2 separate regions of the Homo sapiens genome follow, and region 1 is linked to region 2. A link is an interaction called in ENCODE POLR2A ChIA-PET data of the cell type or tissue named here. Cell type or tissue: OCI-LY7. All regions are shown on one strand. Links, peaks and the distances in the headings refer to the core of each region. The heading gives the core; the rest is flanking DNA.

Region 1 (5,151 bases), core at 1-5,000, 370 kb after region 2:
CCCCCATCCTCAAAGTCTTCAACCGGCCTATCCTCTTTGACATCGTGTCCCGGGGCTCCACTGCTGACCTGGACGGGCTGCTCCCATTCTTGCTGACCCACAAGAAACGCCTAACTGATGAGGAGTTTCGAGGTGAGCCACCCAGATGGGCATAGCCAGTGGGACAGCCAGGGGTGTGGGGGAAGCCTGGCATTGGGGGCCCCCTTTCCCCTCAGCTTCTTTCTTTGGGTCGGTGGACTGCATTGGCCTGGAAAGTGCACTGGACAGGGAGTCTGGTCCTGTGTGTCCTTCACCATGTTACTTAACCTCTCTGTGCCTCAGCTACCTCCATTTATTCATTCTTTCATTCATTCAGCCCTTATGTATGAAAAGGTTAGTGTAGTGGGTAAGCAGAGTCCACCTACCTGGGTTCAGATTCTACCTTTACCAGTTAAGCGATGTGTGACCTCTCTGAGCCTCCGTTTCCTCATCTGTAAACTGGGGAATAATCATAGCATACTCCTGGCTCTCATCCCACAGAGAGCCCAGCGCAGGCAGCTGGAGTCCTGGAGCTCCTGCTCCCCTGAGGGAAGGTCTGGAGGGATGGGCAGGTGTCTGGGCTGGTAGTCCTGATTCTACTTCTTGGGGTCTGCTCCACCCCAGCCTAGCTTTAGGGCTCCACTTCCTAGGCTGAAGCCCCAGCCCAGAGAGCTAACCCTTCAGCCTTGTCCAGATTCAAAACACCCACCTCAGGACACCGGCACCCTCCACAGCCCCAGGCCTTACCTGTGAACACCTGCACCCAAATCAGCCACCTGCAATGTGCTGGGTTCTGGGTAAGCCATTATTAAACTGGCCGTGATCTCACAAGTCAAGATACCATGTCAAGAAGTGTGACACCAAGGCTGGGCATGGTGGCTCACACCTGTAATCCCAGCACTTTGGGAGGCCAAGGCAGGAGGGTTGCATGAGCCTGGGAGGCTCAGGCTGCAGTGAGCTGTGATCATGCCACTGCACTCCAGCCTGGGTGACAGACAGGAAAAAAAAAAAAAAAAGAATTGTGATACCTGCTATGAAGAAGGGCCCATCTTGGAAGGCGGACCATGGTTGGTCTACAGCCTAAGTCTGAGGAGGCTTCAGGGATGTCAGAAGAGGCTTTTTTTTTTTTTTTTGAGACAGAGTTTCATTCTTGTTGCCCAGGCTGGAGTGCAATGGCATGATCTCTGCTCACTGCAACCTCCGCCTCCTGGGTTCAAGTGATTCTCCTGCCTCAGCCTCCCAAGTAGCTGGGATTACAGGCATGCGCCACCACGCCCGGCTAATTTTGTATTTTTAGTAGAGACGGGGTCGCTCCATGTTGGTCAGGTTGGTCTTGAACTCTCGACCTCAGGTGATCTGCCCGCCTTGGCCTCCCGAAGTGCTGGGATTATAGGCATGAGCCACTGTGCCCAGCCAGAAGAGGACATTTTTTAAGACTTCAGTTACTTTAAGTAAATTAAGTTCCCAAACAGGGTGAACAAGTCTGTGCTACATCATCCACATATACCTTTATCAACCTGTTTTTTTTTTTTTTTTCTTTTTTTTTTTTGAGATAGGGTCTCATTCTGTCACCCAGGCTGGAATGCTGTGGTGTGATCACAGCTCCCTGCAGCCTTGAACTTCTGGCCTCAAGCAATCCTCCTGCTTCGGCCTCGAGAGTAGTTGGGACTACAGGTGCAAGCTACCATGCCTGGCTAAATTTTTTTTTTTCTTTTTTTTTAAGAGACAGGTCTCACTATGTTGCCCAGGCTGGTATCAAACTCCTGGCTTCAAGCGATCCTCCTGCCTCAACCTCCCAAAGTGCTGGGATTACAGGCATGAGCCACTGAGGCTGGCCTCAACCTCATTCTTACCCTGAAACAATACGATGCAGTATCATTGTGTCCATCAGGAGACAATTACTGGGGCCGGGTGCGGTGGCTCATGCCTATAATCCCAGCACTTTGGGAGGCTGAGGCGGGTGGATCACCTAAGGTCAGGAGTTTGAGACCAGCCTTGCCAACATGGTAAAAACCTGTCTCTACTAAAAATACAAAAAAAAAAAAAAAAAAGCCAGGCTTAGTGGCACACACCTGTAATTTCAGCTACTTAGGAAGCTGAGCCAGGAGAATCACTTGAACCTGGGAGGTGGGGGTTGCAGTGAGCCGAGATTGCACCACTGCACTCCAGCCTGGGCGAAAGAGCGAGACTCTGTCTCAAAAAAAAAAAGAAAATACAATTGCTGGATTTATGAAAAATATTCATTCATGGTTCCTGGCCACGCGACGTGGCCTCGTTTGGAGGCACAAGTTTAGAGCTGTGGGAGGACGGGGCTTCTCTCTGCTCCTGGAGTAGCTCAGTGATGGCATGAGTAATCTCATTCGGAGATAACCCATGTTTAAGCCCTGGCCAAATGGCCTCTCCTGGTCCACCAAGTACGTGAGGCAAAAGTGCGGAATCTTGGGGTAGAGCGAATCCTGGGAGATGGATGCTGGCACCTGTGCCTTCAGCACCAGGCTAGCTTGTCAAGGCCTCTGGCTTCTTCTGAATTCAGGACTGAGTTGGGGGCTTCTAGCATAGTCCAGGAACCCAGATGCATGTGTGTCTGTGCATGAGTGTGGGTGGGGGACTCTAAGATAGGCTTTGGAGGTGGGTCTCTGAAATTGCAGAGGCTAGCGTATGTGCATAGAGGGAGACTTACTGTGAGGTCCATGATACTAATTAAGTGCCAGGGCCCCTGGCTAAGGCCCTTTCTGAGGTCCTCGACCTAGTCTACGTCCCACAAAACCTGGATCCGTCCCTGCATGGCTAAAAGGTCATGAGCTCATCTGATTATCAGGGAAGTCTGGGACGCCCTCCTGTGCCCCCACCTCCCCTCCGCAGAGTTTCACAACCTCCAATTTGGCAATTGTCAATTTAGAGCCCCTGGCTACAGCACCCCACCCTGGGCAGAGCCACTTCGCCACCTGGTGGCTGGTTCCTGGAACTGCATGTTCCACCTCATCTCTGGGAAGATGCTGCTCCTGACATCTTCTCCCAGGACCCAGGCGTCCCCTCCCTGGGTCTATAACCTGTGTCTGAAAGCCCGAATCCAGGGTCTCTAGTTCCACTTTGGGTCACCTATGGTTTGGAATTACCTGGGGTGCCCAGCTCTCGCCTTCATTCAATGTGTGTTAACTCAGCAAATGGTTGTTGGGCACCTACCACATACCAGGCACTGTGCTTGGCAGAGGCCGAATGATAGTGAGCAAAGCAGACATCACCCTGCCCTCAAGGTGCCCACAGGCTCCTGGACAGGACCATCATTGACCAAGCAACCACATAAATAAGCACACAGTTATGAACTGTAACAGGTGTCAACAAAAGGCTGTACTGGAGGATTTGACCTAGTCAGGGAAAATCCAGGAGAGCTTCCTGGAGGAGGTAACACTTGAGCAGAGTCTGAGTGAGTTGCAGTTAACCAGGTGAAAAGAGGAGGGAAGAATGTTTCAGATTGGGGTGGGGGTTCAGAGACAGCAGGTGCAAAGACCCTGTAGTTCACCGTGGTCTATTGCAGTCTGAAATGACCATTCCAGCTGCTATGTGGAAAGTGGATAAAGGAAGGCCAGAGAGGCTGGGGGAAATGAGGGAAATAAAGGAGGTGTCTTAGGCATGTGAGAGGGATGGTGGCTGGGCCACATTATTCCATGAGAGGTTTGGTGTCGCCTCTGAGCTGGGCGCCAGGTGGACAGCGGGAAAGCAACTGGGAACAAGACTTGTCCCAAACAACCCTGCTCCTGGAAGGGCTGAGACTAGAATTCAGGTCTCTTGAGTCTGCCCCACTGATTCCCGGCATTTAGGGAGACGGTTCCTAAATCCCGTCTCATGGATTGATAACAGCAACAGTAATATTTATCAAAGACTGCTATCTGCCTGGTACTGGGCTAATCAACAAACACTGATTAGCTCTTTGATTTCCCTTCATAGCTTTAATTTAGCCAGAAAGGACCCTAAGCAGAGAAATGGTCATACAGCTGTGGGGAGCAAAGCCAGGCCTCAAACCTGAGGTGCCTGGCTTCAGAACGGGCACCTGAACCCACACCTGCGTCTCCCACCCTCTGGCCATTCCTGAGCCCCTGGCTGATTTTGCCCTGTCCTTGATTCACAGGGGAGTTTTCAACTTACTCTTTTGAGATATAAATCAACTCAGGTAACCATAAAAATAGCTACAACAGAAAGAAACTTGCAAAGAGACATCAGCAAGCGTTAGTGAGAGGTGTTAAGGACCCGCTAGTACCAAACGGAGAGTTGACTTCATGAGAAAGATTCGATAGTGGATGAAACCTTCAGGGTTATTATTGTTGCACCCCCTAGAACCCCCAAGATTCTCTCCTGGATCCCCTAAGGTCAGTTCACATCCACTGTGGCACACAGTCCCACACTTTGGGGAACGCTGCACCCCTCCACTCCCTTCTAGGGGCACCAGTGTAAATGCTTCATGGGAAAAGGATTCGATGCTCTGACAGGTGGGTGAATGCTGCCTAGTGTGTCTTGCTTTTACAGGTTCACAGTCCCTGTTAGTGTATGAAAGGCTCTGAGAAGTCCTGTAGTAAGGAATTATGATTGGCTTTGTTTAACCCAGCATTCTAACCATTTATTTGTTTATGAAGCACTTTACATAAATCTTTTCGAGGGCCAGGTGTGGTGGCTCACATCTGTAATCCCAGCACTTTGGGAGGCTGAGGTGGGAGGATCACTTGAGGCCAGGTGTTTGAGACCAGCCTGGGTAACAGAGTGAGATCCCTTCTCTACGAAAATAAAAATTAAAAAATTAGTTGAGCATGGAGGTGCACACCTGTAGTCTTAGCTGCTACTTGGGAGGCTGAGGTGGGAGGATCACTTGAGCCCAGGAATCGGAGGCTGCAATGAGCTAGGATTGCACAACTATACCCCAGGCTGGATGACAGAGCGAGACCCTCTCTCTCAAAAAAAAGGATATTAATAAATAAAAATAAATACAAAATCTTCCCAAATAAGATTAATTAAATAAATACCAATCTGTAGGCTGAAGCCTCTCACATTTCAAAGCACCTAACCCCATGCGTTTATTGTACCCTCTCAGCACCACTGGAGGCAGAAAGATAGAGTGGCCCTGGGTCCCCACTGGACAGATGA
Region 2 (16,871 bases), core at 6,649-11,648:
CAGTGGTGCGATCTTGGCTCACTGCAACCTCCGACTCCCGGGTTCAAGCGATTCTCCTGCCTCAGCCTCCCAAGTAGCTGGGATTACAGGCGCGTGCCACTATGCCTAATTTTTTTTTTTTTTTGTATTTTTAGTAGAGATAGGGTTTCACTATGTTAGCCAGGATGGTCTTGATCTCCTGACCTCATGATCCACCCACCTTGGCTTCTCAAAGTGCTGGGATTACAGGCGTGAGCCACCGTGCCCAGCCTGACAAAAGACATTTTAGTGGAATGGTAAGTGCGAAAACTGTATTGAAGAGAGTTCAAAAAAGAATGAAAGAACCAAAAGGAAAGAAAGACAAGGAAAGACAGAATGGAAGAAGAGTTAAGATTCTGGCCTGTCAATAGGACTGGGACCTAAAGGGGTAGAGGGAACTACAGAGAATTAGCCCCAGATTCTGTATGCATTTTCCTCTTTAGGCATTACCAAATCTTAGGATATGCACAAGCAGAGTAAGGCTCTCAAAAACCAAGCGGAAATCAGCAGATGGGTTATTTTTTTTTTTAATTTTTTTTTTTTGAGACGGAGTCTTGCTCTGTCGCTCAGGCTGGAGTGCAGTGGCACGATCTCGGCTCACTGCAACCTCCGCCTCCCAGGTTCATGCCATTCTCCTGCCTCAGCCTCCCGAGCAGCTGGGATTCCCGGCACCCACCACCATGCCCAGCGACTTTTTTGTATTTTTAGTAGAGACAGGGTTTCACTGTGTTAGCCAGGATGTTCTTGATCTCCTGACCTCGTGATCCACCCGCCTCAGCCTCCCAAAGTGTTGGGATTACAGGCGTGAGCCACCGCGCCCGGCCGAGCAGATAGGTTATTAAAGAGCTGAGCAAAGATTGTAGCAGTCTCACAGTACTAGGGAGATAAAGGTAGGAATTCAGGACTTTCCAGGGTGCACAGGCTTTGGTAAATGCCTCACATTATCAGCTGAAAACCTAGAAGGTCTACTCCTTAGAAGGTCTATAACCTAGCAGTAAGACCTACATCCTTGGAGTAAGGACCACTTCCTAAAGTCTCTACCACAGGTACGAGAACTATATCTTTGGATTAAGAGAAAACTGGAGAAATACCAGCTTAAGAAAAACAAAAAACAAAACAAAACAAAAAAGCTACCCTCAACTTGATCAAGGTAACTTTCTAGAAAAAAATTAAATCCTCCTTATAGAAAAACAAATATAGTCAGAGCTTCTAAAATTTAATGACACTTTACACCCAACATTCAATAAAAAATTACCAAGTAAGCAAAGTAATAGGCCCAAATGAATGAAAATCAAGAGAAAAAAATACATGGCCAGGAACAGTAGCTTATGCATGTAATCCCATCACTTTGGGAGGCCGAGAAGGGCAGATCACTTGAAGTCAGGAGTTCAAGACCAGCCTGGCCAACATGGTGAAATTCTGTCTTTACTAAAAATACAAAAAATTAGCCGGGTGTGGTGGTGGGTGCCTGTAGTCCCAGCTACTCAGGAGGCTGAGGTGGGAGAATCACTTGAACCCAGGAGGTGGAGGCTGCAGTGAGCCAAGATCACATCACTGCACTCTAGCCTGGGTGACAGAGTGAGACTCTGTCTCAAAAAACAAAAACAAAAACAAAAACAACAGGAATAGATGCTCAAATAAATTTCAGACATGAACTTTAAAATAGCTGAGATTAATATATTCAAGAAAATAAACAAAAAGTTGAAGAATGTTACAAATAACTGCAATCTATAAAATTGAATCATATGGAAATTCTAAAACTGAGAAATACAATAACTGATATTAAGAATTCAACAAATGAATTAAATAACAGACTAGACACACAAAAAAGAAGAAGATTAATCAACTGGAAAAATAGCACAGTAGAAAAAAATACAGATTGAATCACAGAGAGGAAAAAAATAATAGAAAATGAAAAAAAGAAAAAGAAAAACACAAAGCCCATAAGAAATACATGGAAAGTGGTGAAAATGTCCAACATGCATGTAGTTGGAGTTAAAGTAAAAGAGGACAGAATGAGATTGTAGTAATAATTGAAGAAATACTGGGCTGGGCGTGGTGGCTCATGCCTGTAAGCCCAGCCTTGGGAGGCAAGGCAGGTGGATCGTTTGGACCCAGGAGTTCAAGACCAGCCTGGGCATCATGGCAAAACCCTGTGTCTAAAAAAACTACCAAAAATACACACACACACAAAATGGCTGAGCATGGTGGCTCGGGCCTGTGGTCCCAGCTGCTTAGGAGGCTGAGGTGGGAGAATCGCCTGAGCCCAGGAAGTAGAGGCTGCAATGAGCCGAGATCACACCACTGCACTCCAGCCTGGGCAACAGAGTGAGACCCTGTCTCAAAAAAACAAAACAAAAACAAACAAATAAAAAAAGAAAGAAAGAAAGGAAAGAAAGACATAATAAATAAATAAACATTGGCTGAGAACTTTTCAAAAATGAACAAAGACATAAAGCCACATATTCAAGAAGCTTTACAGACCTTAAGCCAGGTGAATAAAAAAGAAAATCACACCTAGAAAAGTCATAGTAAAACCACTGAACAACCAAACACAGATAGAAGATCTTACAAACCAGAGAATAACAGTCTACCTTAAAACAAACAAACAAACAAACAAACAAACAAACAAACAAGATGTACAGTTGATGTTATGAAATAAATAATGGAAGTCAGAAGACAATGGAATTAAATCTTTAAAGTGCCGAAAGAAAATAGCTGCCAACCAAAAATTCTACATTCAGTAAAAATGTGCTTCAAAATGAAGGTAAAATACAGGTGTCTTAAGAAAAACAAAAACTGAGAAGATTTAAGCAGACCTGAACTAAATAAAATACTTAAGGTGAGCTCATTAGACAGATACCAATAGAAGAACAATGATGAAGGAAGAAAAGAAGAACCATGAAAAGAGTAAACAGGTAGATAATCTAGAATAATATTGAACATAATATCATGTACGATTTAAATCTATCTAGGCCCCAGCACAGTGGCTCACACCTGTAATCCTAGCATTTTGGGAGGCTGAGGTAGGAGGATTGCCTGAGCCCCTGAGTTTGAGGCCAGCCTGGACAACATAGTGAGACCCCATGTCTGAAAAAAAAATACACATAAAAATTAGCTGGGTGTGGTAGTGCACGCCTGTAGTCCCAGGTACTTGGGAGAATCACTTGAGCCCAGGAGGTTGAGGCTGCAGTGAGCTCTGACTGTACCATTACATTCCAGCCTGGGCAACAGAACAAGACCCCTTCTCAAGAAAATTATATTTAGAATTAAAAAAATATTATCAACAATAGCACTAAATATGGGAAGGAGGTAAACAAAGTTAAAGTGTTTTAGGTTCTTGCATTGCCCAGGACACGGCAATAGTAAAAATTTAGTGAAGACTGGCTGGGTGCAGTGGCTCACACCTGTAATCCCAGCACTTTGGGAGGCCGAGGTGGGCAGATCACGAGGTCGGGAGATTGAGACCATCCTGGCTAACATGGTGAAACCCCGTCTCTACTAAAAAAAAAATACAAAAAAATAGTTGGGCATAGTGGCACACTCCTGTAGTCCCAGCTACTTGGGAGGCTGAGGCGGGAGAATCACTTGAACCTAGGGGGCGGAGGTTGCTGTGAGCTGAGATCGTGCCACTGCACTCCAGCTTGGGCAACAGAGAGAGACTCTGTCTCAAAAAAAAGAAAAAAAAATTTAGTGAAGACTGTAATCAGTCAAGGGTGTATATCATAATCTCTGGCATAAGCACTAGAGTGCAATCACTCACTGGCTAAATGGAACTAAGGACTCTATTACTGTGGCAGGTAGAGTACTGACAGTCCCAGGCATGTTGCAGCAGTGCAATTAATAAGACTTTCACTTGTGGTGAATTGGGGAAGAATACAGGTGGATGGGGATTGTGGTGGCCAACAAAATTTATGGCTCAGATTGCTTTCAAGAGAGTTGGCTGAGAGGAACAGAGCTGACTGATATCCATAGCTGCTGCCCCTCTGGGTCCATCATCATGTTTGCACCAACGCTATGCTTCCCTGGAGCTGCTCTTAGCCAATGACTGAGTACAGCAGTAGTACTAGTGTTGGCCCAGTCCTGCCTGACAAGGGACTCCTCTAATAGGTGACTGGCTCAGGAACTCTCCATCAGCCTGACCAAAACTTTCTCAGAGTTGTGTTGAAGTTTGAGGCTATTTCTACCCAATCTTCCTTTGCCCTTTCCTTTCACAGGTGTCAGACCTGTATCAGAGCCTGAAGGCTTTCCCTGCCTCCTCCTGCTCCCTTCCCTTTACCCTTCATAAGTATGTCCTTCAATAAATCTTTTGTACATGTAATCCCATCTCAGTGTCTGCTTCTTGGAGGATCTGAACTGATACAAAGATGCACTAGACGGTGTAATGTTTCTGGCATTTGAGGAGAAATAGTAACTATAAGGACTATGGAACTGGGGTGGCTATCACTAAACTCCACTGATGGTTGAAGAGATAAAATAACAGGCTCAAATCCATTAATTTGTAATTTATTTATTTATTTTTTTTGAGATGGAGTCTCGCTCTGTCACCCAGGCTGGAGTCCAGTGGCATGATCTCGGCTCACTGCAAGCTCTGCCTCCGGGGTTCACGCCATTCTCCTGCCTCAGCCTCCCGAGTGGCTGGGACTACAGGTGCCCGCCACCACGCCCGGATAATTTTTTGCATTTTTAGTAAATACAGGGTTTCACCGTGTTAGCCAAGATGGTCTCGATCTCCTGACCTCGTGATCCACCCGCCTCGGCCTCCCAAAGTGCTGGGATTACAGGCGTGAGCCACCATGCCTAGCCTAATTTGTAATTTAAAGCAAAGTGATCAAGTTAGAGAACCTCCTTAAGGGCTTTAAAGAAACTCTCATTTCCCCTGGCTAAAGTGCAGAGGGAGCTGAAAACCAGGCACAGGACTAATTTTAAGACTGGCAAAACTCCAGAGAAAGTTGAATTCTTAGTCTAGGCAAATATTCTATGCCAAAGTCAGGGCCCTGACAGAGAAGAAAAAGGGTGCTGAGTCTGGGATGGGGGTATCTGGATAGACCCACTTGAGAACCTTGAATCCCCAGATTATCCTGTATCCTCTGGGCAGTGGCAAATGGCTCAGCTTGTTGGTCAAGGCCCTGGAAGATGCAAGACAGCAAGGACAAGGAGGTCTAGGAAAGAGGCATGTGTTTGAACCTATGGGAGTAGGCACTAAGTATAATGATCTTTTCATTACATGGAAACCGGAAAATGTCCACTGCAGAAGATGCACTGAACAACCAAGTGGAAAGGATGATTTGGCCAGCAGATGTCAGCCAGCCTCTGACATTGGCCCACACAGTGCTTAAACAATGGACTCACAAACAGAATGGCTTTGTTGGTAGAGATGGAAGTTACGTATGAGCCAAATAGCATGGGCTCTCTCTCATCAATGCTCATCTAGCTGCTGCCAATATCAAACGTCTGACCTGCCAGCAACAGAGACCATTCCTGAGCTCTGGGTAAGGAATCATCCCTTGAGGAAACCAACCCCCTATTTTGTGGCAATTTAATAACATCGGACCCTTTCTGCCCTGAAAAAGGTGACATTTCATCCTTAATGGGACTGATCCATATTCTGAGTATAGGTTTGCCTTTCTTGCCCATTGTACTTCAGCCAGCACTACTATCCAAGGGCTAAGAGCATTCAGTCTACTGATGTGGAATCTCACATAATATCACCTCAAACCAAGGGACACACTTTACAGCAAAGGAAGTATGATAGCATTCGTATGACCATATAATTCAGTAATTTTACCACATACTACACTATCTGGAAAGCTGATGGCCTGACAGAATAGTGGAACAGTGTCTTAAACGTAAGGCCCCAGTTGGAACTGGATGGCCTATGAAAATGAGTTCTACCTTTAGGATGGGGTGTACACCTTAAACCGATGCCCATGATATGGTGCTATGTTCCCGATAGAAAGCATAGGTCTCAGAACCATGAGATGAAAGTATAGGTGTCACCACGAACCATGATCCCCAGTGATCCACTTTAGGGAATTATGCTTCCCTTCCAGACAACTGTAGGCTCTGTGGGTATAGATACTCTGGTTGCCAGAGATATTCTGATGGCATGCTTCCATCAGAAGGCACATTAAGAGGCCCTTGACACTTAATGTTCTGACTACCATCTGGTCACTTGAGCTTCTCATGTCAATAGATCAGCAGGCAAAGAAAGCAGGGTATCATAAGGCTATATAGATGCTGCTATATAACAGGGACAGAAAGAAATATATTTAGGACTCAGATGATCCATTAGGGCATATCTTGGTACTCCCATGCCCAGTTTTAACTGTAAATGGGGAAGTATAGCAGCCATGGCCTGGTAAGGGCATGATTACTAGAGTCTCACACTTCTCAAGGATGAGGAACTGGGTCATCCCACCAAGTAAGTCATCTAAACCAGAGGAGGTACTAGCTGAGGTGAGGGAACTCTAGAATGGATAGTAAAGGAAGGAGATGTTGAATATCAGTTATGTCCTTGGAACCAAATGTAGCAATGAGAGTTTCCATTTGTCCCACTAATCTTTCTCCTATAAGTTTTCCTAGAAATTGCGACCAACTAGAATCCTATAGAAGCTATAGCTGGGTGGAGTAAATTTAATGTGACAAACAAGTAGATCCTACTAGTGCAAGGGGTGAACTGTAGTAGATGTTGCTGGTGCCCCACTCAGACCTCATTTGCAAACTGTTATGAATGTTGACTGCTAAATAGCTCATAGTTACCCCTTTCTCCAGAGAGTGCCCTCAGCGAAATGGGAGGTGTCTCACCTAAGAGGTTACACTTGACCACAGCCAAATGACTGACTGCCATGGGGTACAAAAGGCCAGCCCCCTTGCATCAAGATGGAATCAACTCCAGTGCAATTTGTTCCAAAGTTGATCATGGGATCAGAATGAAGCCAGCTCCAGTTGAGACCATGTCCTTTTCTTGCTTGGCTTTTTTCTGCTGCCTCATCTGCTTCCCTCACTCCCCTCCTTCTGAAGGTACTCCCTCAATAAATCACTAGCACAAAGAATTCCCTTCTCGAGCTCTGCTTCTAGGGACCCAACTTAAGAAAAAAATATGAAGCAAAAACTGATGGAACTAAAAAAAGCAACAAAGCCATAATTATAGTTAGAGATTTTTAACACACTTCTCTCAGTAACTGATGGAACAGGCAGACAAAAAATCAACAGGGATATGGAAGATGTGAATATCATGGCTAACATACTGACTGAATTGACATATTTAGAATACTATTCCCAACAACTGCAGAATATACATTCTCTTCACTGCACATGAAACAATTACCAAAACAGACCGTATGCTGGGCCATAATGCAAGACTACAAATTTCACAGGACTGAAATCAGAGTGTGCTCTCTGGTCACAATGGAAATAACCTGGAAATTCATAATAGAAAGGTAACTAGAAAAATCCCCCAAATATTGGATTTTAAGCCATGACCAAAAGGTCAAAGAAATCACAATAGAAATTAGAAGATATTTTGAAGTAAACAATAATGCAGTTACTACTATCAGTTTTAAAGTTAGTGCTGTTAGAATCCATGTTGATTCACAGTAAATTTTCAGTCTTAAGTTCCCTAAAAGCAAATAATATTCATCAGCATGAGACAGTTCATATTGCCAGTTAAAAGGAAACACAACTGGTTGAAATTCCACTTACTTCTACCAGATTATTGCTAGCTGGTAAACCAGCACCCAGATGAAAGTTTCCTCGTTGGTGAAAGAAAAAAAAAAGCCAAATGAAGGAAACCCTGAGGAACTGGCATCCACAATGAGAACAACTTTGCTGTGGGACTACTTTGGGTTTAACTTTTTTCAGACAACCAAGGCACAAACACATAAGGAATAAGCCTGGAGGCAGACTTCCACACAGCACTTCCCTGGATATTTCTTTCCAAAGCTTCTTGGAAGTGGCTGCTTAGAAATTTCTGCCCAGCAGGCCATGATAAAAAAATATTTTACAGTCACTCTCTTGGTATGATAATTTTACTCATATTAACTAACTAACCAAAAGAAAAAACCTACTTGGAATTCAAGTTTTTCTATTAATAACCCCGAAGTCAGCACACACACAAAAGCCAGTGCTTACTGCTACATTAAAAATAAATGAATCAACTTATATGTCATGTCTGTAATTAATCAGAGAAAAGTAATACTTTTATCATTTTTCCAGTAAAAACAATGACTTCAGTATAAAGCTGTAACCCATAAACCTCCTGGCATTTGTATTTATAGTAGCCCAAGATAATACTGTATTACCAGTTGTTGTTGAATATTTTCATGACGTTGCTTAAGAAGTTCTTCAGTCCTCTGCAAAAGACCGAATTCAGCTTTAAGTTCAGCTATTATCTGATGCTTCTTTTTGAAAACTGTACTCTTGCTTCGAAGTTTATTGACATATCGTTTGAACTGTAAAAAAAACACAATATGTAATCTAATGAGTAGAAAAGTAGTAGCTAAATATCATACATCTGTATAAACTCAATATATTCACATTTTTTCTTCTCTACTTCCCAACATGTCACACGTATATAATAATTTCGTTTTATTAGAAAACTTTATATAATAATTATATATTATATAATAACTTAATAATTTAGTTTTATTATAAAACTTCCCAACCCCCATCTTCCTGTCTTCATCCCTAACCAGGTTAAACTCCTGTTACTTATTTGCAGGGCCTATTCAGTTATGTGTAATGTTTGCCATCATTTTAAACTTCAGTTCAGTATTTGTTTTCCCCACTATTCCTTAAGCTTGATGAGGGCAGGACCTGCAAGTATCTTGCTCTAAGCAACTCTACGTTGTATCCTCTGTGTCTGGCACAGTGCCTAATACATAACAGATAATAAATAGTACTTACCAAATGAATTCCTTTATTTATTTATTTGTTTGAGACCAAATCTCACTCTGTCACCCACAATGTTTAAATATTTTGTGTTTTTAATTTTTTGACCCATTATATGTACATATATTATATATATATATTATGTGTATATGTTTAATATATGTATACATATAAAATGTGTGTGTGTGTGTGTGTGTGTGTGTGTGTGTATATATATATATATATATATATATATATATATATATATATATATATATAATTTCGAGATAGGGTTTGCTCTGTTGCCCAGGCTGGAGTGCAGTGGTGTGATAACAGTTCATTGCAGCCTTAACCTCCTGGGATCAAGCAATTCTCCTGCCTCAGCCTCCAGAGTAGGAGGACCACAGGTGCAGAGCACCACGCCTGGCTAATTTTTGCATTTTTTGTAAAGATGGGGTTTCCCTATGTTGCCCAGGCTGGTTTTGAACTCCTCAGCTCAAGTGATTCACCCGCCTTGGCCTCCCAAAGTGCTGGGATTACAGGCATGAGTCACCGTGCCTGGCCTTAAAATATTCTAAATCCTTATATAAAAGCTATTCATTTTAGACTTTACAAATAAGGATTAGGAAAACAGAAAGACAACCTTATAAAAATAAAAAGGTCAAAAAAGAAGAAAAAGTAGGAGATTAATGACCACAATTCTGGTTGTGGTTTTATCATGGTATATCTCATGTACTGTACTATTTTGGTAGCAGTCCATTGGACTACTGGGACTAATATAGCCAACCGGAACCATCAACACTTGTAGCTACTATTTATCACTTAAGAAATGTACTGTGACTATATATTGCTATCAAGCATCTGAGACACTGGGATGGTACCCATCGAAATGTTAAAAAGCTAAGAATATCCCAAGTTAGTGAAGACTCATAGCTATCTAATTTATCTATTTACCTACCCATCATATCAAAGTTATAACTAATAATGGAAAAAAGTTACAACTCTAATGGAAAGACCCCATTATTAAGTAATACCAACTAGAGTTTGGAAGAGCAAACAAAGTAGCATAATATTTAAAGGAATTCAAGGCTGGATGTGGTGGCTCACGCCTATAATCCTAACACTTTGGGAGGCCAAGACAGTTAGATCACTTGAGGTTAGGAGTTCCAAACCAGCCTGGCCAACATGGTGAAACCCCATCTCTACTAAAAATACAAAAAATTAGCCGGGCGTAGTGGCATGTGCCTGTAGTCCCAGCTACTCAGGAGGCTGAGGCAGGAGAATTGCTTGAACCCGGGAGGCGGAGGTTGCAGTGAGCCGAGATCACGCCACTGCACTCCAGCCTGGGCGACAGAGTGAGACTCCATCTCAAAAAAAAAAAAGAATCTTAGCCTTTTTAATGTCCAGTGCTTCTTAAAGCTAATTTTGGGGGATAGTTAATAAATAATTTTATAAATAATAAAAGTAATGAACATATTGTTGAAATTTTGGAAAACAGAAAAAAGGAAAAGTTCACTCAAAGCCACTATCTCAACACAAGCTCTATTACCATATTGGTATTTTTCTTTCTTTCTTTTTTTTTTTTTTTTGAGATGGAGTCTTGCTCTTGTCTCTAAGGCTGGAGTGCAGCCGCACAATCTCCCCTCACTGCAACCTCCACCTCACAGGTTCAAGCAAATCTCCTGCCTCAGCCTCCCAAGTAGCTGGGATTACAGGTGCCTGCTACCATGCCAGGCTAATTTTTGTATTTTTAGTAGAGACGGGGTTTCACCATGTTGGCCAGGCTGGTCTTGAACTCCTGACGTCAGGTCATCTGCCCACCTTGGCCTCCCAAAGTGCTGGGATTACAGGCATGAGCAACTGTGCCCAGCCCACATTGATATTTTTCCTTCCAATTTTTTTTTTCTTTGAGACAGAGTCTCGCTCTGTCACCTAGGCTGGAGTACAGTGGCGCAATCTTGGCTCACTGCAGCCTCTGCCTCCAGGGTTCTAGCAATTTTCCTGCCTCGGCCTCCCGGGTAGCTGGGATTACAGGCACACGCCACCATGCCTGGCTAATTTTTGTATTTTTAGTAGAGATGGGGTTTCACCATGTTGGCCAGGCTGGTCTTGAACTCCTGACCTCAGGTGATCCGCCCACCTTGGCCTCCCAAAGTGCTAGGATTACAGGCATGAGCCACTGCGCCCGGCTTTTCCTTCCAATTTTGAAAGCAAATTCTAAGGTTAATAATTCTAAATTATAAAGTAGTGAAATAGAAAGTACACCATCTCTAAAATTTAATTTTTTTCTAAAATACTTGATTCCTGAGTATACAAAAATTCCTTTAAAATACTAAGATTAAAAATTCTTCACGTTAAAATAAACTTCCAATTCCTAGTTTAGACATCTTTTAAAATTTGACTTAAACTTTGAAAGAGCTGGTCAGGTGCGGTGGCTCATACCTGTAATCCTAGCACTTTGGGAGGCTGAGGTGGGGGGACTGCGTGAGCTCAGGAGTTTGAGACCAGCCTGGCCAGTATGGCCAAACTCCGTCCCTACTAAAAATACAAAAAATAAGCTGGGCGTGGTGGTGTGTGCCCGTAATCCCAGCTACTAGGGAGGCTGAGGCATGAGAATTGCTTGAACCTGGGAAGCAGAGGTTGCAGTGAGCCGAGATTGTGCCACTGCACTCCAGCCTGAGCGACAGAGCGAGATTCTGTCTCAAACAAAACAAAACAAAACAAAACAAAACAAAAAAACAAACTTTGAAAGAACTGAGGAACACACTGTGTTTTAGAAGAAGAAAGTTTAAAATATTTTTCTATCCATGATTAGGTTAGTTTTAATATTAAGGAATCCAGCCCTCACACCACAAATTTTCAATGACTGCGTTACAGAAACTTCTTTAAAAATTAAAAATTTAAGTCATACTAATGTACCTGAAGTCTAATAACTTGCAAATTTTCCTTTTAAAGAATAAATGTGTAAGCCTGACATAACCACAGATTCAGAATCCCTAGAGTAACTATATATGCTATTAAAAGTGTCCTGGGCAAAGTGCCCAAAATGAAATCAACCCTGTTCATCTGCTATCCTCTGTAATATAGAGGCCAATTTTCCCCTTCTCTATCTTGCTGTACTCCAGAACTATTTTTAAAAGCTGAAAGCTATAAATGTTTTTGATGAAAGAACAAACCTACAAATTACTGAGTGTGTTCTATGCTGATTGGTTATTATTTGATATTCATTATATATAATAACTAATGGAAGAGTAGTCTGGGTCAGATCAATCACAGTTACATACGATTAAGCAATAGGTGGCCATCAAAGCATTCTAAGGGCTCTACTATTCCAGAATTAATTAGAAAAAAGAAAACACATTATCAATGTTTTTTCTTCCATTGGTGGTTTCTTTTAATTATCATTTGGATTTTAGGTTATTTTTGGATCTTCAATGTCATACAAAAAACAAAACTGATGAACACATTGAAGCTAAATCTTCAGACTTATAAAACACAAGTACTCATTCCATTAGCGGCCAGAGCAATGGCCTGATCATTTGTGAAGCCTCTGGTAAACTCTGCTGTACACTCAGATGAGAATAAGAGTAAAAATTGCCCTCCTTTTCCCTTCCATTCCTGGTTTACAGGGGTCAAAATGGTAGCTGGAGAGGTAGGCAGTAAATAGAGAGCTGCATGGAGGTGCCAGTAAGGTTGCATAGAGGCATGGCGGGGTACAGGGTCCGGAGGTCAAAGATACTGGGAAATGAGGGGGCTTGGGAAGTTGTATCAGAAGTGTGGACCAGGAGGCTGGTGACTGGGGACACAGGGTAGTAGGGGGAGTTAATGGAGGTACAGGTCAACAGGCTGAATGGCCAAGGATATGCAATGATGGGATTAGGGGCTGAGGAAACACACAGAGACATAGGCTAGCAGGCCTGGCAGCTGAGGACACAGAGGGGTGAGTGAGGAGTCGTGGAAACATAGACACAGAGGGTGAAAATGTGGTTGGTGGGATGGGGACACAGGATTGGTGTGTAAAGAAGGAGGCTGGAGTAGTTGATAGATTATTTAAATTGAGCAAACAAGCAAGTTTATTGATTGAGCAAATAAATAAATGCAATATAGAAAAAGGGAGCCAAATTTCTCAATGCCAGAGAAGATACTGGGCAACAGAGACAGACTCTGTCTAAAAATAAATAAATAAATAAATAAAACAATGAGATACCATTTTCACACCTACCCAACTGGCAAAAATAAAAAATCTTTCAATACCAAGTGTTGGTGATGATGTGGAGGAAGTAGAGAGGGAGATATATAATTTAGAGCAATGGTCTGGAAAACAACTTGGCTTGTCTACTGAAGCAGACACTATACATATTCTATGGCTCACCAACTCCACTTTTACAAGTAGCAGGACTTTTCAAACTATCTGTTAAAGGACGAGTTTTTTAAAAAATTTCTAAACATATGTGCATCAGATACTTTTGTAAAATAACGAAAATACCGAGATCAAATGACTATAAGGGTTTCTAAATGTTTCCTCTCAATTTATATGGCTGCAGATTAGAAGAAACTAACAGTCTCTGGACTGAAACTAGTCTTCAGACCACACTTTGAGTAGCACTGCTCCAGAGCAGACCTTCCTAAATGGGGTATGCTCTGGTACATGCACGTGCCACAAATATTGTGAGTGTGCCAAAATATTAATCCACTCAGCCTTTGCAGTAGCTGGGCAAGATATTATAAAGAACTCTCAGCCAGTCACCTTTAGCTATAAAGGAAAAAAATAATTTTTAAAGGCATAGGAGGTAAGCAACAAATCCTTAGAACATTAAGGAAAAAGCTTCCCATAGTGTATCATAACAGGTAAACCAAATGAATTTGTCAGTAAAGTAAACTACAAAGCTTGCTACTGGGCAGGGAAGCCCATTATAGCAGCTATTACTAATCATTTGTACCCATATACATTTGTAATCTAAATTAGTCTTCTATGAAAGAGCAGCTATCATTTTAGATGCTGAGATCAAATAAGATTAATACTTTATGGTTTATGCTAGCAGGTGCTGAGAGAGTACTCAGTTGTGTGAAACTCTAATCTTTATCTCTGCGTGCATTTGGGTTTTGTAATGGACTAATGCTTTATAGTGCTAGCTTCTGGCTTCAGGACCAATTTTAAAGACTCGGCTCCCCTGTGATCAAAATGGAAATTGACAGATGTTCTTTTTCCTTTTGTGTATTTAGTATGTTTTACAACCTTTAAGAGTAATGATCAGAATCTGGGCTAGCTTTTGTAATGGATAGGCAGTTTATTTCTCTAAGAATGTAACCATTTATAAATGCTTTTCGCTTATCAGGAACTCAAAAGAATTATTGGATTCCAGGCATCATTCTAGATATTTATGTGAAACAAGAATTACTGCTCCTGCTGCAAATTTTCTCCCTCAATATCTGGCATGAAAATGATTTTCAAAGTAATTAGCTGTGAAGACTTGACAAGACTATCATATAATAAGCACTTTACATTGTTTAAGAAACACAAAGCCATTTTTTTTTTTTTTTTTTTTCTGAGACGGAGTCTTGCTCTTGTCTCCCAGGCTGGAATGCAATGGTGCAATCTCGGGTCACTGCAACCTCCGCCTCCCAGGTTCAAGCAATTCTCTGGCCTCAGCCTCCTAAGTAGCTGGGATTACAGGCACACCACCACACCCGGCTAATTTTTTTTTTTTTTTTTTTTTTTTTTTTTTGAGACGGAGTCTTGCTCTGTCGCCCAGGCTGGAGTGCAGTGGCGCGATCTTGGCTCACTGCAAGCCCCGCCTCCCGGGTTCACGCCATTCTCCTGCCTCAGCCTCCCGAGTAGCTGGGACTATAGGCGTCCGCCACCATGCCTGGCTAATTTTTTTGTATTTTTAGTAGAGATGGGGTTTCACTGTGTTAGCCAGGATGGTCTCGATCTCCTGACCTCATGATCCACCCGCCTCAGTCTCCCAAAGTGCTGGGATTACAGGCGTGAGCCACCGTGCCCGGCCTAATTTTTCTTTTTTTTTCTTTCTTTTTTTTTTTATTGATCATTCTTGGGTGTTTCTCACAGAGGGGGATTTGGCAGGGTCATAGGACAATAGTGGAGGGAAGGTCAGCAGATAAACAAGTGAACAAAGGTCTCTGGTTTTCCTAGGCAGAGGACCCTGAGGCCTTCCGCAGTGTTTGTGTCCCTGGGTACTTGAGATTAGGGAGTGGTGATGACTCTTAACCAGCATGCTGCCTTCAAGCATCTGTTTAACAAAGCACATCTTGCACTGCCCTTAATCCATTTAACCCTGAGTGGACACAGCACATGTTTCAGAGAGCACAGGGTTGGGGGATAAGGTCACAGATCAACAGGATCCCAAGGCAGAAGAATTTTTCTTAGTACAGAACAAAATGAAAAGTCTCCCATGTCTACTTCTTTCCACACAGACACGGCAACCATCCTATTTCTCAATCTTTTCCCCACCTTTCCCCGCTTTCTATTCCACAAAACCACCATTGTCATCATGGCCTGTTCTCAATGAGCTGTTGGGCACACCTCCCAGACGGGATGGTGGCCGGGCAGAGGGGCTCCTCACTTCCCAGTAGGGGCGGCCGGGCAGAGGCGCCCCTCACCTCCCGGACGAGGCGGCTGGCCGGGCGGGGGGCTGACCCCCCCACCTCCCTCCCGGACGGGGTGGCTGGCCGGGCAGAGAGGCTCCTCACTTCCCAGTAGGGGCGGCCGGGCAGAGGCGCCCCTCACCTCCCGGACGGGGCGGCTGGCCGGGTGGGGGGCTGAACCCCCACCTCCCTCCCGGACGGGGCGGCTGGCTGGGCGGGGGGCTGACCCCCCCACCTCCCTCCTGGACGGGGCGGCTGGCCGGGCGGGGGGCTGACCCCCCCACCTCCCTCCCGGATGGGGCGGCTGGTCGGGCAGAGGGGCTCCTCACTTCCCAGTAGGGGCAGCTGGGCAGAGGCGCCCCTCACCTCCTGGACGGGGCGGCTGGCCGGGTGGGGGGCTGACCCCCCCACCTCCCTCCTGGACAGGGCGGCTGGCCTGGCGGGGGCTGACCCCCACCTCCCTCCCGGACGGGGCGGCTGCCGGGCGGAGACGCTCCTCACTTTCCAGACTGGGCAGCCAGGCAGAGGGGCTCCTCACATCCCAGACGATGGGCGGCCAGGCAGAGACGCTCCTCACTTCCTAGACGGGGTGGCGGCCGGGCAGAGGCTGCACTCTGGGCACTTTGGGAGGCCAAGGCAGGCGGCTGGGGGGTGGAGGTTGTAGCGACACGAGATCACGCCACTGCACTCCAGCCTGGGCACCATTGAGCACTGAGTGAACCAGACACCATCTGCAATCCCGGCACCTCCGGAGGCCGAGGCTGGCGGATCACTCGCGGTTAGGAGCTGGAGACCAGCCCGGCCAACACAGCGAAACCCTGTCTCCACCAAAAAAATACGAAAACCAGTCAGGCGTGGCGGCGCGCGCCTGCAATTGCAGGCACTCGGCAGGCTGAGGCAGGAGAATCAGGCAGGGAGGTTGCAGTGAGCCGAGATGGCAGCAGTACAGTCCAGCTTCAGCTCGGCATCAGAGGGAGACCGTGGAAAGAGAGGGAGAGGGAGACCGTGGGGAGAGGGAGACCGTGGGGAGAGGGAGACCATGGGGAGAGGCAGAGGCAGAGGCAGAGGAGGCAGAGGAGGCAGAGGAGGCAGAGGCAGAGGCAGAGGCAGAGGCAAATTTTTCTATTTTTAGTGGAGACAGGGTTTCATCACGTTGGCCAGGCTGGTCTAGAACGCCTGACCTCAGGTGATCCTCCTGCCTCGGCCTCCCAAAGTGCTGGGATTACAGGCCTGAGCCACCACGTCTGGCCAGAACCATTTTTTAAAATAAAAAAGCACTAGGAAACCTACAGAGAAATTAATACTACTTACCAAAGTTCAGTAAGTTAGAAAAAATAACTAGAATGAACACTTTTGTCTTCAAATCCTGCTAGTCC

The links. Peaks named below come from ENCODE experiments on the same cell type or tissue, not always from the same donor. Only the 100,000 strongest peaks of a DNase experiment are listed, where the experiment ranks them.
Region 1: POLR2A ChIA-PET joins it to region 2 with 6 read pairs; 2 of 35 experiments call an interaction of 5 or more read pairs at or near these places.

Annotation. Positions count from the first base shown.
Region 1 is chr12:109,803,277-109,808,427 of GRCh38, reverse strand. TRPV4 (transient receptor potential cation channel subfamily V member 4) reads left to right here. Exons shown (of 16, transcript NM_021625.5): 3 at 1-132. Among named protein-coding and RNA genes, the nearest start is that of MIR4497, 27 kb to the left of the region's middle. In OCI-LY7, for the core only: CTCF peaks have their summits at 2,760 and 2,978 (motif pointing left); a DNase peak (open chromatin) is centred at 2,957.
Region 2 is chr12:110,172,022-110,188,892 of GRCh38, reverse strand. It overlaps IFT81 (intraflagellar transport 81), which reads right to left. Exons shown (of 19, transcript NM_014055.4): 12 at 8,322-8,471. Among named protein-coding and RNA genes, the nearest start is that of IFT81, 56 kb to the right of the region's middle. RefSeq lists a silencer at 2,532-2,732 and an enhancer at 15,806-16,586. In OCI-LY7, for the core only: no CTCF peak of the experiment used is centred there; a DNase peak (open chromatin) is centred at 9,282.